Linked DNA regions of Mus musculus: region 1 is linked to region 2. A link is a loop called in an ENCODE intact Hi-C map of the cell type or tissue named here. Cell type or tissue: left cerebral cortex. All regions are shown on one strand. Links, peaks and the distances in the headings refer to the core of each region. The heading gives the core; the rest is flanking DNA. Region 1 overlaps Ywhaz (tyrosine 3-monooxygenase/tryptophan 5-monooxygenase activation protein, zeta polypeptide). Region 2 holds the start of Fbxo43 (F-box protein 43).

Region 1 (8,334 bases), core at 132-8,131, 620 kb before region 2:
TGCCGTACGTGCTTACCTGCAGCCTGATCTTATGGAGACATTTTCTTTAAGGAGATTACCTCATCTCAGATCACTAGCTTGTGTCAATTTGACAAAATATTTTTTTCTCCTTCAGCTCATTAATAATAATTTAGGGGACTTGAGAGATGGCTCAGTGGTTAAGAGCACTGGCTGCTCTTTCAGAGGATCCTGGTTCAATTTCCAGGACCCACATGGCAGCTCAAAATTGTAATTCCAGTTCCACTGATCTGAAACTCTTACACAGACGTAAATGCAGACAGAACACCAATAATGTACAAGGATTATGTAGAAATAATTTATATTTTTGCAGAATTGGATTTGACTTCTGGGGCATCTTTAAGTTGTGAGAGACTTTTTCTTGACTGTAATGAGAGCTTGTCTAGAAACAGCCATGACTGTATAATCTTGAGAGTACCAAGTAACAGACACTTTCTTTTGGCTCTAGGAAAAAGATGATCTTTGGCATATTCATGCTGAAGTGTGGGGTTTTCAGAGTCAAAATTAAGGATGTTCTAATGTCAACTAAGTTGGATCAGCATTAGTCCATAATCCATTGAACTTCTAGTAAGCTTAAGTTTGTTTAGGATGCTTGGGATTCCCTACTGTGTCTTCATCTTAGATCCCATAGCCTTCAGTACCATAACAGTTTCAAATGAAGGATAAATGGAGCTCATGTTTGTAGGGCTCCTAGAATAGCTGTCTCTGCTCAAGGCCAATTTGTTTTCTTGAAATAGCTTCTCCTGATCCTCTTGTGAAAACTACTGGTACCTTCAGTGCTGCCAGCTTACTGGTTCCACCTTTTTTCATTCATTTCCATAGATGTATACAGGACATTCCTGGGCAGTACCTAGTTATACCTTATTAAGGATAAATTTACTCTTAATTGTTCAACATGTTCTACACTTAAAAACTCACGTATGTGTACACACACACACACACCCATCTTTGAGAGTGGAGTTAGGATGAGTAGGATAATTTCCCACCCCTTTTAGAGCCCTGTGCTCAGGCTTGCTGTCAAACACCTTTGTCCCTCTGAGCCATCTAGCTGACCTCATATAAGTGTTTTGTTTTTTTAAGACAAGGTCTGGCTGTATGCCTGGCTGACCTCAGATTATTTTAGATATCAAGGCATGTGATACACTACACCCAGCTCTGTCTTGATGGCCAAAAATTATAATATCTCTTTAAAAAAAAAAGACTTAGTATTTTGTTTGTATAATGTCCTGCCTGTACCACATTTGTCTGTGCCAAAAGAAGCCAGATGAGGATATTGGATTTCCTGGGACTCCAGTTGTGAGCTACCATGTGGGCCGTGGGGGACAAGTCAGGTTCTCTGTAAAAACAAGTGCTCTGAGCCATCTCTCTCTAGCCATGAAAAGAGTTTTTTAGTGCTGTGGCTAGCTGGTCATTGACTTGGGCTTGATCTTTTCTCAACAGTTAAGAGCCACTCACTGGCTAATCTTCAAGAGGACTCAGGTAATGAAACTCAAGTACATTACTGTCATCTACATGGTAGCTCAGAACTCTCTGTAATTCCAGACCTAGAGGATCTGACACCTTTTCTTGGTCTCTGCTGGCACCAAGTGTACATGTGTACAACATGTAGGCAGGCAGAATATCTGTATGCAAAATAAATTTAAAGCTAATAAGAATCGTAGCTCAGTTTAAAGTGACATGCTTGGATCCCAGTCAACCCAGAGGCCAGTTGTTTTGGCAGAATAAACAACTTTAGTTACAGTTAAGGATTCACATACTTGGAACCATGCTCTTTTTCCGTAATGGCTCTCCTTCCAGTTGTCCTTAGCTCTCATCTGAGAGCATTATCATCAGACTCTTTAATCATATCACAAAGATAATGATATGCCCCACAGAGGACATTTCTGTGTGGATTTTTATGGTAAGGAGTGAAAGTTAGGATAGTTGCGCAGACTTAACGGCCCTATAGTTAATATTTATTGAGTGACTGCCCATTATTTTGTAAACCCTGTGTCATAGAAAAGAAGATATAAAAATCTTCTGCTTCTAAGTCTCAACTAGAGAGGAAAATGACTTGTACACAAATAGAAGTAAGGCAGGGGAAGCTGCTTCAACATTTTTTTAAAGATTTGATGGGGGAAGAGCTGGGAATTTACAGACTAATGTGTGCAGGTTATAAACACTGTTAAAGTGTTGGGTTGAGGATGCGGCTCATTTGATGAAAGAAATGCACTTGGGTACCACCCTCAGCCCCAGCATAAAGGGCATAGTAGCTGTAATCCTGGCATGGACCTCTGTGGGTGATGGCTGAAGGGCCAGAAGTTGGACAGCCTGTGTCTTGGAGCTAGTTTCAAGGCTAGAGCCTGGGACAAAGAGACTGTCAAGCATCAATCAAACAAACAAAGGTCATATGTTAGGTGCCGTGTTCCTGTAATCCCAGCACCCCAAGCAGGAAATAACAAATTTGAGGTCAGTTTGAGCTATATGTGGTAAAACCTTGGCTCTGAAAATGAAACTGTAAAAAGAAACTGAAGACAAACATTTAAAATGGTGCTGGAGAGATGACTCAGTTGATAAAACACGTGCTATGTAAGCAGGAAGACCCAAATTCAGATCCCCAGCTCCTACTGGACTGTAGACCTCTCCTGGGGTGGAAGAGTCAGACAGATTCCTGAAGGTCACTGGCCAAGCCACCCAACTCAGCTGGGGTCCAGGTCTGTTGACAGACCCTGTTACAGAAAGAAGGAAAGAAAGGAAGAAAGAGGTGGAAGACACCTCAAGTTGACCCCTGTTCTGTCCGCGCACACAGCTTTATGATGAAGTAAGTGCTTGGTAATGGGACCTTGTTTTATGAGGCCCATGGTTATGCTGTTTGCAAAAGGGACCTTGCAGAGGAGGGTGTCAGAATACTTTATCAAGAACTGCTTGGTGAGTTGGTGTCTGGTTTTACCTATATTGATTAGTAGTAAAGGTTTGCCTTATAGTTAGTTGGTTAGTTATTTTGAGGCAGGCTCTCATTCTGTAGCCCAGGCTGTTCTTAAATAGAAATCCTGCTTTAGTGCAAAGCCACCACAGGGTTGTTTAGCAGTAGTTCCTCCCAGTTCTGTTTTTTCCCAGTGTTTACCCTGGGCCCAGTGACCCTGAATAGATGATCATGGTAACTTCCATTCAGAGGTCGTCTCTGTGTCTCCCTCCACCACCAACTGGTCAGAAACACCTAAATGCATTCCATCAAGCATTCAATTTTGTAAAGATGCTTTGCTTATTAAATTTTTGGCATAAACTCCTTTTTGTGGTATTTTAGGGTGCTGCCCAAGGAACTACTCTATCAGCGCCCTTGTTGGTTGACATGTAGTGACGGTCTGCTATGTGCTTATTGTTGGGAATGCATTGGAGTTAGTCACCCTCTGTCACCTTCTTCATTTCCTCATGTCAGATCTTTAAAGGTAGCAGCTGTCCATGAGACCTCACACACAACATTCAGTGTTGCCATAGGAAGCATTGTTAACATGTTTTATGAACACTTTACTAAATGGTTAGTTTGGAGCAACTGAGGTTACAGTTTGTAAGCACTCACCCCTTCAGCCACAAGGGGGAGTAAAAGACTTAAAACTCAGAAACAGTGGATAGGTTAAATTCATAGCTTAGCTTTCTAGTTAAGATTTTAAGAGAACTAGAAATGATGGTAAATCCTGTAGGGTAAAGTGCTGGGGAAAGTTTGCGTGGGAAGACTTGCACAAGAAATGTTAACCATGTTTTTGTAAAGTAGATTGCCTCTTTGGGGGTATTTAGTACTAAATGATGTGATGGCACAGAGGCAGAGGCTCGGTCAGGTTTGGAGGCTCACTCTCACTCTGAGTCACATTAAAGTTCAGCTGCGTTTTCAAATTTTAGTTTATTAGTTTTAGGGATCATTTTAGTGTGTTTTTTATTTGTGTGTGTATGTATTGATTAAAGTCTTTGAAGTCCTGCTCCTCCTGCCTCTACCTCGCAAGTGTTGGCACTTCCATATCCAGCTTTTTGTGTTTTGAAATAGGGTATAATTCATACCAAAGCTTGGGCTGGCCTCAGACTTGAGCAGTCTTCCTCCCAAGTGCTAGGGTTATAGGCACAAGCACCAACCCCAGCTTAGGACTTGTTCTTGCTAATGTGTTTCCTTCATGACCATTGATGGCAGTTCTTGCAGTAAGTGTAGGAAGTGAGAACTGTCCTCCCAAATCTTACGTTTACAGGTGCATCATTGCTTCTGTGCTGTCTCTGAAATTTTGAAATACAGAAATAAACTGATGTAGGAAGAAAGTGAAGCAAGCTCTTACAGTCTTTAGAAGCTCTTGATACTTTAAGGGTTTCTCTTTAAACAAATATTTTAACTCTGTGCGCGTGCGTGCACGCAGTCGTGCACCTAAACCACAGGACACTTTGCAGGAGTCAGTTTTCCTTCAGTGGAGGTCTGAAACATTGAGATCATGCCACCAGTCTTGGCATGAGGCCTTTAGCCAGCGAGACATCTTACCTGCTTGCGCGCTCTCTCTTTCTTTCTTTCTCTCTCTCTTCCTTCCTTCCTTCCTTCCTTTCCCCAAATGTGTGTCTGTTCATCACATGCATGCCTGGTACCCTTAGAGGCCAAAGGATCCCCTGGGGACTGGCGGTCCTGATGGTTGGGAGCCTTGGTTATCTGGAAGCGCAGCCAGCGTTCTTAACCAATGAGCCATCTCTCCAACCTCAATTTTTATGATTTAACCAGGAGTCTAACAAAATTGTTCCCTTAAAGGTTTTACCTAAATATAATGTTGACCCATTGTATTTATTAGATGGTTCCGGAATTCTATTCCCCTGCACAGCTGACTTACTGTCTGTTAGCTGGGCAACTTTTCCGGCAGCTTTTTATGGTCTTGGTGTTCCTTTCCTGGCACACGGTTTGCTTGCATTTGTAATTCTTTGTCACATGACTTCAGGCTCTCTTTGGGGCAGAGGTTCAGGTGTGGTGTCACATTACAGTGAGCAAGCCATGCTTGGGAAGTGTGCTTTGTCCTGCTACAGCACCAGCACTGCAGTCTGTTGGTACAGTAAAGGGCTTTGACGGGAAAAACCTGACTGATGGCCATTGTCTCAAAATCGGCCCACAGGAGGCCTGAGAATACCCAGGTCTCATCAAACAAAACCTTTAAAAGTATCCACTTTTTTTTTTTTAAAGGGTAAACTATAAATTACTTTGTTAAAAGTTGTGTGATCTATATGGGCTGGAGAGATGACTCAGCCAGTAAGAGCACTGACTGCTTCCAAGGTCCTGAGTTCAAAACCCAGCAACCACATGGTGACTCATAACCACCTGTAATGAGATCTGATGCCCTTTTCTGGGGTATCTGAAGACAGCTACAGTGTACTTACATATGATAAATAAATATTTTTTTTAAAATTGTATGATCTAAAATGTCTTTGCTCTAAAAGGGGGGGCAGGGGAGGAAATGTGCTCTCAAATTTCTAGGAAATCTGAGGATTCATGATTGATTGGGGATACTTTTCCTGGGATAAAATGGAAAGCAAACCTTGAAATTAACGTAGTGAAACAAGATACTTGTGCTACCTCGATGACCAGTTTCTCACTGGTCTTTGTTGACCTTTGGTCTAGAGAGTGATTTCCTCTGTCTCATGCAAGTGTAGACAGCCTGCTATGTGGCTGCAGCTTGGGAATGCTTGTGCTTGCTCTGACACCTCTGTGTCCTCCAAAGTGAGCACTTGGGGTGTCAGAGACACAGAATATTTTTTTTTCTCTTAGGAAAATATTCATTATCTGATAGAATCAGCCTCAGTTTATATTGTATCTTAATTGTTTAAAAATTAAATAGTGAGCTTTGTTTATTTTTGTATTTGAGAGATGGGTCTTTAAGGTACTAAGATAATAAAAATTTTTCTACTGAAGCTTGTTGTAAAATTCTTGTTTTTAAAGTAGGCTGTTGAAGAATTCATTCATTGTAATTCAGTCAGAATTTAATATTTGAGTGTCTTAGAAGCAGGCAACATGATGGGTTTTGGGTAGTGGTGTTTAGCTTATAAAATTTAAACCCATGAGACCCTACTACTCTACCTTATAGTAGGGTGGAGGCATGATCACTTGAGCCTATGAGTTCAGTTTACACCTGGGCAGTGTTGAGGTTGTAGCTTAAAGAACAAAACTGACTGCGTGAAAGTTAAAAGGTGTAAAATTGTTTTAATAATTGTACCTACTCTAAGAAAACAAAGGACAAACTAAGCCTTCCATTTTCTCTATCTTCCAGTAACACTAGTCCCTGACTGCCTTACAAAGGATATGTCCTTGTTCTCCTTAAACTAAAACCTTTGGAAGTAGACACAATAGAGGTGAAACTCAAGTGCCTATAAAAATTAGGTTTAGGAAGAATGTGTTAGCATTAAAAAGTATTTTAGCCCACATTTTTATTTCCTGTTCTTTGGAAGTGGGTGGACAGTATAAACAGTTGCTGTATTTTAAGGTGAGCAGCATGTAGCACATGTGACTAGAAAGTTACAGGCATTAGCAGTGATATGCAGGCACTTGAGAGTCATTCTTCACTCATCCTCCTGTGCAGTCATGACTATTTCCATGACAGTACAAGCAATCAGCATTATTGTCTATTATCTTACTGTTTTCTGTGTGGGGTGTTTTGTCTGTATGCATGTGTTTGCACCGTGTGCAGCCTGGTGTCCTTGAAGAGTGGCCAGATTCCCCTGAAACACAAATAGTTAAGGAGCTGCTATCTGGGTTCTATGCACTCACAGTTTAAAAATAAAACATTATATAGTCTTTGGAAGTAGGAGGTTAATTGATAGCCTTTGTACTGATAGCTTTTTCTGTGAGGAAGATGGAGAAATGCAGCTGTCACTCTGGCCACATGAATAGATTCCCAGGCCCCAATACATGCTAGTACCTATTGTAAGTTGAAAGTTACTTTTTCAAATGATTTTGGTTGCTGTTGGTTTGAATAAAAAACTCATGGTTCTGAGGGCCTGTGATTATCCCCAGAATATGTGTGTGTGGCTTTTGTGCATCAAACTAGATGCTTTGTTCATAGGGTCCTCGTTTTATTTCAGAGAGCTTTAGACATTGCTGTGCTTATTCTAAAATGGGTGTTTTGATAGACACACTGAAAGTTAAGTGAGTCACTTAAGTGGGGAGGCTGAGGGATTGCTGTTGATCTGTTACTGCAATTCCCAATAAGGGGTTTGGCTTGGTTTGGTTGGTTTTGGTTTTTCAGAAGGGTCTCAACTGGAACTCTGAAGCATGCTCTAGCTAGACTCAACTGGAACTCAGGAACCGGCTCCTCTGCCTCTTAAGTGCTGGGATTAAAGATGTGTGCCACCACTGCCCTGCTCCTGATATGTTTTTTAGGAATACAGAAATTACTAATAAAGTAGGTTGCTAATTCCCGTGAACATTTATCAACACTTCCCAAAGGAGTATCTGTCCAGCTTTAGGGTTTTCCATTACACCCTCCACACATGCAAGTCGATTCTGTGGCTTTGCTAGGCCAGCACAGGGTCACTGAGATACTTTCCTAACCTTTGGGTGACCTGTGTTGCCTTTAAGTGTTGAGATTACAAAGGTGCGCATGCCAGCTGCCACGTTTGTACATTATGAGGGATAGAGTCACTCACTCTTAACCGTATCTTTATGGCCTATCTACATGCATAGATTAAGCAGTAGGATTAAAATTTGTTCAGTTCTGTCCTCCATCATTGGATTATAGATATTCAAGAATCTCGAGTCTTTTCGGAGAATAGAAACCAGAATCTAGGCACACTTCTTGTAAGAATTGGCATATCTGGGCTTCAGCCCAGATGAGCACGGACATCACTTTGATTTCAAAGCAGTGGTGTTCAAGGAAGTAGGTATGGTGAGAGACTGACTTTTATTTATTCACTCTGTTCTACCTTTTTCTCTCCAATGCAGTTACATTATTTGTTTGAAGTTGGTTTTATTTAGTATGTAACAGTTCCAGTAAGCTCTACACTAATAGTTTTAAGCAAAGCTACAGAATGAAAATTTCCATTTGTGAGGATCTGTAAATAAGAAAAATAAATTGCTATGATGAGATGAAAGGGTTTTTTCCATCTGGCCTTTTCCCTGCCTTGATTTACTTGTTGATTTAATTTTTGAGTTAGTGTCCATTTGCAGTCTAGGCTGGTCTCATCCACAGCAATCCTCCTGCACCAGCACTCTGAACTGCTGGGTTATTAGAAAAATTAAGGTTTTGTTTTGACTTTTACAATTCAGTCTCTGGTGTTTGCTTAACTTTGGTTTGTAAGTGTTGTCTCCTTACTATTTCTGTTTCTTTTCTTCTG
Region 2 (8,299 bases), core at 300-8,299:
TGCTGCACAGTAACACCGTGACTGGCTCTCTACTGCCTAGTAACACAGTAGCTCTTCTCTCTGCTGCAGAGTAACACAGTGGCTCTCTGCTGGTCTCCATGCCACCACCCTTACTTCTTTCCATCCTATACATCCTTTTCTCTAAGATGCTCTGCACTGTCCATGGGTAGATATCAGTCTTAACATTCATTCATCCACAACTCTTGAGACTGATCTGTTTCTTCTTAAGAACTTTTTTTCACCAGCCCTGTCCGCCAGTGCCCTGGTTTCCAGGTGCATCATCATCATCATTACCACCACCTATATGAACTCTGAATATATAGCTATGTCTGGCCTGGAACTCACTGTGTAGATCAGGCTGGCCTCAAATTCACAAGAGATCTGTGTTTGCCTCTGCCTCCCAAATACCTGGATTAAAGGTATGTACCACCACTCTTGGATAAAGATTATTTTTTAAGTAATAAATCTGCTTTTGATTGATTCAGATAAATTCTACTAAAGGAGGATCAGTAATCATTTCCTTTAGTATCAGAAAAAAACAAGGCATTATGTGTGGCTGGCAATAAAATGCAGTCTTTTATATTTCATGTCTTTCCTTTAGCTTTGACTTTGTTGATGCTGTTGCTCATGGCCTTTTCCTTGGAAGTGTTTTTTAACTGATTCCAGAGACCCCAGTTGGCCTTGCTTTGGGGTCCAGCATCCCTGTCTGCTCTCAGTTTATCTGTTCTGCTGCCCCTGTCACTTGTTGATGTGGCTAGAGGGGGATGGTATCTCATCCTCTGCAGCCCAAGGACCCAGCAGCTTCACTCCTTCAACAGGTTGTCACACTCACCCTGAAACAGGCCATCAGCATCACTCAGATCCCTGAGAGCCCCAGGGGAAAGGAGTAGGGACAACAATGTCTGTAACGAGTGATTAACAGCTTTTCTAATGTGCCTAACATTTCCTGTCCTTGCATGTTTAGTTCAGGGTTCCCTGTTGTCTGCCCTCCTATTGCTACGCACCCATCAAAATCCACTTCACCTTATGGTGCTTACAGGTCAGCACTGTATCTCTCCTCTAGTGGATTAGATGTTCCTTTGTTCCACTGTTGAACTCCATTACAGTATTGCCCTGTCCTGTACCAGTGTTACCAGTCGGATGGCTGGGATCTTCTTACTCAGATAGAAACTATAAGCAGCAAAGACAGACCAGCTTGTCAAGGGCTGGCCTTTGCCGCTTTGCTTTCTGAGCAGATTTGAGCAACAGCTGCAGACCAGGAAGAGCAGCAAGTGGTGCCATCTAGTGTTAGTTCTCCTACAGGCCTTGCATAGCCTCACGCTTTGCTCTATGGCCATCAATAAGCTCCACAAATATTAGACTTGGTTGTAGGATGTGGAAGTCTGGACTCCTTAGCCCCCAAAGGTGGGCTACGATTCTCAGGATCCAGGTGCATCATCATTACCACCACCTATATGAACTCTGAATATATAGCTATGTCTGGCCTGGAACTCACTGTGTAGATCAGGCTGGCCTCAAATTCACAAGAGATCTGTGTTTGCCTCTGCCTCCCAAATACCTGGATTAAAGGTATGTACCACCACTCTTGGATAAAGATTATTTTTTAAGTAATAAATCTGCTTTTGATTGATTCAGATAAATCAATCTTGACAGCTCTCTAGAACTCTTCAGCCACCAGGGCCTGCACAGCCTTACTGTATCCTTCCAGCCTCTCCTCACCGTCTCTACCTCCCACTCATATTGTCCTGCTCCTGCTGTGCTCTGGAAATCTTCAGCTGACCCTTCTCTAGCTGCCAAGCAGTCAGCCACCTTGCCATGCTGCTTAGCTGCTCGGCCATCTCTGCTGCTTCTTGCTGCATATCAATTTCCTCCTATCAGCTGCATTCCTCAAAGCAGGCAAGGGATGAGTGAGATGGCTCAGTAGGTACAGGTGCTTGTCACCAGGCCTAAGAAGCCAAGCTTAGTCTTTGAAACCCACACAATCAAAAGAGAACAGACACTGTTGGGTTTTACTATGACTGTCCTATGCTCTCGAGAGCGCACACGCACACACACACACACACACACACACACACACAAAGAATCTAAAAAATATATAAATAAATGAATAAACGTTAGAAGCAGACAAGAGGACTTTTATTGAGCTTTTTCCCATTACAAGAGCAGGAGAGCATCGTAACAGAGTGTTTCCTAGGCATCCCACCAAATAAAATCAAATACCCTGCTCATATAGCCAGAGGAAGGGTATGTAATGCCAACACAGTATTACGCGTTTAGATCCAGTCAAAGGAGTCTCTGTTAGGTCTCTGGTTGGGGGGCACTACTCCCCTGGCTTAAATGGAAGTGGTTTGAGGGTCAATGAGAGTTCATTAAGGCTTGGGATAGCAAAAAGTGCAGGGGAAATAAACCTAGGAATGATACTGGATGAGGTGGTTGTGTAGATGCTGGTAAAGACGTGAATGTGACAGCCTATCAGGGCAGCAAGGAAGAGTGCAGTAGCTTCTAACTAGGGAGTCAACCTCCTCAGGAATCTTTATCTACAGGAAAATGAACATGGGGAGTGCTCACTATCAGAGATTACACAAACACAGTGGTTTTAAACATTTTTAAATGTGTATCTTTGTGAATATATGCCATGTGTGTGCGAGTGCCTGCAGAGGTCAGAAAAGGGTGTCAATTCCCAAAGTTGCAGTTCTGGGCAGTTGTAAGCAGTGTGGTAAGGGTGCTGGGAACAAAACTCAGGTCCTTTGAAAGAGTAGCAAGTGCCCTTATCAGCTGAGCTGTCAAATTCTAACTGGTTTAATGGTTAGCACCTGCCCAGTGCCCTAGGGAGTGAGGGCACTCTCACCTGTTTATAAACAAGCCTCATTAAGAAACTGTGCCCTGTTCATCTTTGCATGAATAGCATGTAGCTTGAGCTTACTTTTGAGTTTGGGTATTTTAAGCCTATTTGTCAACGCTAAGGAGAATCCTCAGAGAAGAGGGTAGTGGTTGTTACTAGCTTAAAGGTGGCAGCTGAGGTTCTGATTGAGACCTGTGTCAATTTGGAGAAGATAAAACTTTGAACACTGCCTAGGTGGAATGTCTTGTTGCAGTGGTCCCAGGAAGAAAAGAGTCTCTGCTCGGAGAAGACCAGCTAGACAGGCGATGGGGGTCAGGCTGTGCATTCTTGGAACACTGAATGAAAGCCAAGACTTTAAATGTATTTGGTGTGATAGGTTCTTGGCTGTTTCTGATCCCTAAAAAGGAATGTCTGAAACCAATAAACACAGTCACTCATTTATTCATAACTTTTGTTTTGTTGGTTTTTTTTTTTTTTTTTTCAGGTCAGTGGCTATGTAGCTTAGGCTGACCTGAAACTTGGTATGTAGACATGGCTGGTCTCTATGGAGATCCTCTGCCTCCTGACTGCAGAGACTATAGAGGTGTGACTCACAACTTTTTTCTTTTTTGTCTATTCACAAAATTTATATATTTGTTCACTGTAGAAACGAGGGCAAAATCATAAACTATTTTTAAAAAAAATCATTAACCAGGTGTGGTGGCACACGCCAGAACTTGGAAGGTGGAATGAGGAGGATCGGGAGTTCAAGTCCAGCCTGGACTTCATGTGACACGGTCTTAAACACACACACACACACACACACACACACACACACACACACACACACACACACACAAAACCAAAACCAAAGTTGGGGGGTGTTGCTGGGTTTATTGGGGCACTCCTGTAATCCTAGCCATTGGAAGATGAAGGCAGGAAAATCAGGAGTTCCAGGACAGTCTTGGCTACCTAACAAGTTCAAGTGGACTCCCAGGGACCACTGCCACTCTCTTAACCCAAAATCAAATAGTTAGGAAGTCAACCTCTCCGTCCTTATGCTGTATTTACGCCTTTACTATCCAAAGCTGTTGATAGGATTCTTTGACTTTGTACATCGGGCGAAACACTTCCAGGGATGATGCCTGGCACTGCAGGTTTTCTAACCGATGCGTCCCTCCAGTCTGGTCGCACGCAGTGATGCAGGGACCAACAGAGAGCTGGATGGAGCAGGGCGGAGCTGCGAAGGGATGAGGGCGGGGAGGCGGGGCGAGCGCTCAGACGGAAGGTGGGGAGGGTGGTGCCCTGGGCGGGGAAAGGTGGCAGGGGCGGGCTCGGCCGAGGCTCCCGGCTCAGGTGGGCGGCGCGGCCCAGGTGCGCCGGCCCGCAGCCGCTCCGCCCTCCTCCCAGGGGCGTCTCCCGCCCGCACGCCCGCCCGCACGTCCGGGTGACGACCGTTAGTCCCGCCCGCAGCAGACGGCTCGGCAGCTCCGGTGGGGGGGCATCTCTGGTCTCTAGTCGGGAGATTCCCCCAGGTCCAAGACTGGCTGGAGAGAGGCCGGAGAGTGCGGCTGCTGCGGGGCGGAGAGATTCCGAGCGACTTGACCTTCCCAGCCGCTGCCCCTCCTGAAGCCGTCCCGGCGCTGCTCCGGGCTCCGTTAATTGTTGAGGTTTTTCTCTTAAGTGGTGGTACCTCGGCATGAACTTTAAAGGCAAAGATGACAGACTTTGTTGTTTGGAAGCCTACCTTACTTTGACATGTCTTAAGAACTCAAGGTTGACTGGTGGTAAGATATTCCACTTTAATGAGAGCATCGGTTTAACGAAGCAGTTTTCTGACTTGTATAGGGCGTAAGTCTTTTTTTTTTATTTTTATTTTTTTTTATTTTGCGTAAGTCTTTGTAGATAGGAGTTCTGAGTGATTTATCAGAACTTTTTTTTTTTTTTGCCATCAAAAGGTTTGTTTGATTCATCAGCCTGTGGTTGCATGAATAATTTTCAAAGTTTGAAGCAGGCATTTTGGTGTATAAGCAAGATGAGGATGAAGGCAGCGACAGAGTCTCTGGTTTTCCCAAGTAGGGAGCGTGTATCAGGGCTCCTACTTTATTCCCAACGGTTTTTAGCTTCCATTTCCCAAATCTTATGCTGGTGAGGCACCTAGTGGTGAAGTGGCAGAACAGGTCACTTTTAGAATAAATTTCACATGGAATAAAATTCAATACAATACAGTAAATGCACATGCTCTAACTTTCGCAAATTGATTGAATTAATATTTTTTCAGGAGAAAGTGATTTATGAGAGGAAACATTGTAACTTACTATTTGGAGCAATTTGTAGAAAGCAGAGCTTAATCATCTTGTCCTACCAGGCATGCGCAGAAGTTAGTCATAAGCACAGGGGATCAGAAGTCAAAACTGCCCAAAAGCGGAAGAGGCTTAAAAATCACTTTGCTTTATAGCAGTGAGCCTCGGATCTTGTGGTTTTTGTAGCAGGTTATTTTGTAATATTTAAACTACATATTTAACTTACATACCATACATGTCTAAGTCCATGTGGCCGAACGAGAGAAATGACTTCTATGGCATGCTATGTTTGCATGTGTGTCACCCACAAATAAATGTTAAAAAGAAAAAACATAGTGGTTTTTTTCTGATTTATTTTTAATTATGTATGTCTGTGTATGTGCATGAGTACAGTGCCCATAGAGACATACATAGAGACACTATTGAACATGAGGATGTGAGCTGGGAACCGAGCCTGGGTATCTGGTGAGAGCAGTGCAAAAGCTCTTGACCTCTGAGCCGCAGCCCCAGCCTCGCCTGGTGAGCTTTGAAAGGAAATAACTGAACACAGAGACATTAGAATGTTGCAACCGAATATACACTTGCTAACTAAAATCATACAGTAACAAAATAATCTGAAAATAAGGCTGGTATGTTTTTGTTAAGAATAGTTCAAGTAAATATTTGTGCTTGGTGCTTTGCCTATGGTTGTCAAGTAATCAGAATATAATACAGTTTATAGCAAGGTGGTATTTTAAGTAGGACATTTAGGACAGTTTATTATGAAAATTTGTTTTTAAGTAACTTGAAAAAAATCACATAATTTCCTATTATCTATATTTAACACAAATTATATATTTTGTTATAAGTTGCTTGGCTGCACATCACAAAGGAAGAATAAACTTGTATCTACTTGGTAAAAACAGAGAGCTTGAAGATATCCCAAAGGCACTCAGCCAGCCACAGAGCAGGAAGCAATATGGACTCCTCTGCTGTCACTGTCAAGGGTCTCAGCCTCATAGACTTTTGTTCCACATCCTCCTTTAAATATAGGGGCCATCACGAGCTGTCAGAATCTTGCAGCCTTAATAAGAAAGAAGAAGAGCCTATGCTAACCTGTGAGCATCCTGAAACTCCAAGTTTAGGTTCCCCCAATTCTGCAGTATCTCCCAGTCAAATAATGAAGTCTGTGTCCCTAAGGAAGGAAAAGGATAAAAGCCCAGAACTTTGTGAGACTCCTAAACTCAGAAGGAAAAAATGCACATTACGCAGGCGGCTAGACTTTTCTTTCCCTCTTCTGAAGGGGGATTCTGATTCACAAAGCAGATCTCTGGAAAGTAACATAAGCCAAGGTGTTAGCCTAGAAAAACATTTGCCAGGTAGCACTTCAGGTTTCCCAAAGGAAGACAACTTTAGCCCATTAGTTACCAGCACGATAAAAACAGAGGATGTGGTTTCCAACAGTCAGAACTCAAGGTTACATTTTTCTCAGCACAAGACTTCCACCATTGAAGATTCCAAAGACAACTGTGGCTTGTTTGAAGTGGAATGTCTGTCTCCAATTGAAGGCAATGATTTTAAAGATTCTATCACACACTTTAGTGACAGCAGTTTAAGTGTTAGTGATGAGAATACATGTCCTGAACTTCTGGGCTCCTGTGGTAGCCAAACAACCTATGGAGCAGATGTGACTACATCTGTAACTCCAGTAAGTAGTCTCATAGCAAAAATCAAATTTAATGGAAACCAAACTCTTGATTCTTCAGGAGAGGTGAGAGACAGTCTTTTTACACCTGAAGACAGTGGCTTTTGCTCACTTAGCTGGGACAAATCAGAAGATTTCCTCTCTGACCAAGAGGGCTCTTTTCAAGAACTGCTTCAAAAACACAGGGTGACTCCCAAAGTTGGGGACCAGGTAAAAAAGCCAAAGCATTTTGGGAGGTTGAGAAGACTGTCCACTCTCCAGGAGCAAGGCTCCCAGTCAGAGGATGAAATGCAGACGGTCCATCCTAACTCTGATTCAGGTGTCTTGGAGAGTCTGCAAGGCTCTGAGGAGAAGCGTGGGAACTTGGCTTTAAGCTTTAAGGACTTATCAAATACTCCAGCCCTGCAGTTGGTGCAGGAGCTCTTTATGAAAAGCAAAAGGAAACGATCTCAGCAGGAAGATGACCAGGAATTCTTTGAGGACAGGGACGAGGGGAAAATTGCCAGACTGCAGCGTGTTCTCGCAGGACTGATTGGCAAGAAGATGGGCATAGAACAGCTGGATATCCTGACCGAATTACAGTATAGAAACTTGAAGCACATCCTAGCTATGGTTTTAGAGTCCTTGACTTCGGAGAGTTTATACAGGTAAGGAATAAAAGTGGCTCATGAAAGAAAACTTTTATCATTTTTTAAATTGGTGTTTTGTTGTGTTTCTGTCTTTGGTTGTCTTACACTATATCAGAGGAAGCTTAAATGACCTCCCTAGTAGCCCTGTGATCCCTGATGGGATAGGCTAGGCCTGTAATCTCTGATGGGACAGCTTGTGATCTCAGGTACTTGAGAAGCTGAGGGAGAAGGATTGCTCAGATCCAAGGTCAGAAGAAAAAAAATCAAAATGCCAGGCTTTATTTCAAAATTGCTTCTTGTTGTTGTTGGTGGTGGTCATGGTGGTTGTGTGTGTGTGCATGTGTTTGTGTGGCTTTTTAAAATTGCCTTACTTTCTGAGACAAGGCCAGGAGGCCTCCTGCCTCCACTTCCCCACACTGGGATTGCGAGTGGGTGCTGAGCCTTTTATGTGGATAGTGAATCAAAACGCAGGTCTTCCTACTTACATTTACTTTACCAGTCCTCACTACCGTGAGTGGGGGTGTGTGTGAGGGGGGAGTGGACAGACATACAGGCAGACACAGGCTCTTACATAGCCCAGGATAGCCTTGTACTCACTATAAGGTTCAGGGTGACCTTGAACTGATTTTCCCATCATTCAGGTTCTAGGATTTCAAGGTGTGTGCTACCATGCTGATTTATTCCACAGATTTTTAAATGTTTTATTTAAAAGGTCCACATCCCATTGCCAGATGCAAACTGTTTTAAGGTCATGATATTTGATCAGAAATAAGAGCAACAATTATAGTAACTGAGGAACTCTCACAAATAATGGATATTATTATTTAGTCAAAATTCTAGACTCTCAGAAAAATAGCTAGCT

The links. Peaks named below come from ENCODE experiments on the same cell type or tissue, not always from the same donor. Only the 100,000 strongest peaks of a DNase experiment are listed, where the experiment ranks them.
Region 1: a loop joins it to region 2, with 5 times the contacts of the local background. A loop is called at or near these places in 2 of 42 quality-filtered maps.

Annotation. Positions count from the first base shown.
Region 1 is chr15:36,776,373-36,784,706 of GRCm38, reverse strand. All of the region lies in intron 3 of Ywhaz (tyrosine 3-monooxygenase/tryptophan 5-monooxygenase activation protein, zeta polypeptide), which reads left to right. Among named protein-coding and RNA genes, the nearest start is that of Ywhaz, 14 kb to the left of the region's middle. In left cerebral cortex, for the core only: a CTCF peak has its summit at 3,577 (motif pointing right); DNase peaks (open chromatin) are centred at 3,596 and 4,129; H3K4me3 peaks cover 1,597 bases.
Region 2 is chr15:36,160,843-36,169,141 of GRCm38, reverse strand. Fbxo43 (F-box protein 43) reads left to right here and starts at 4,281. Exons shown (of 5, transcript NM_001081253.2): 1 at 4,281-4,672; 2 at 5,973-7,455. The coding sequence starts at 6,083. In left cerebral cortex, for the core only: CTCF peaks have their summits at 1,283 (motif pointing left) and 4,988; DNase peaks (open chromatin) are centred at 1,253, 4,108 and 4,946; H3K4me3 peaks cover 1,086 bases.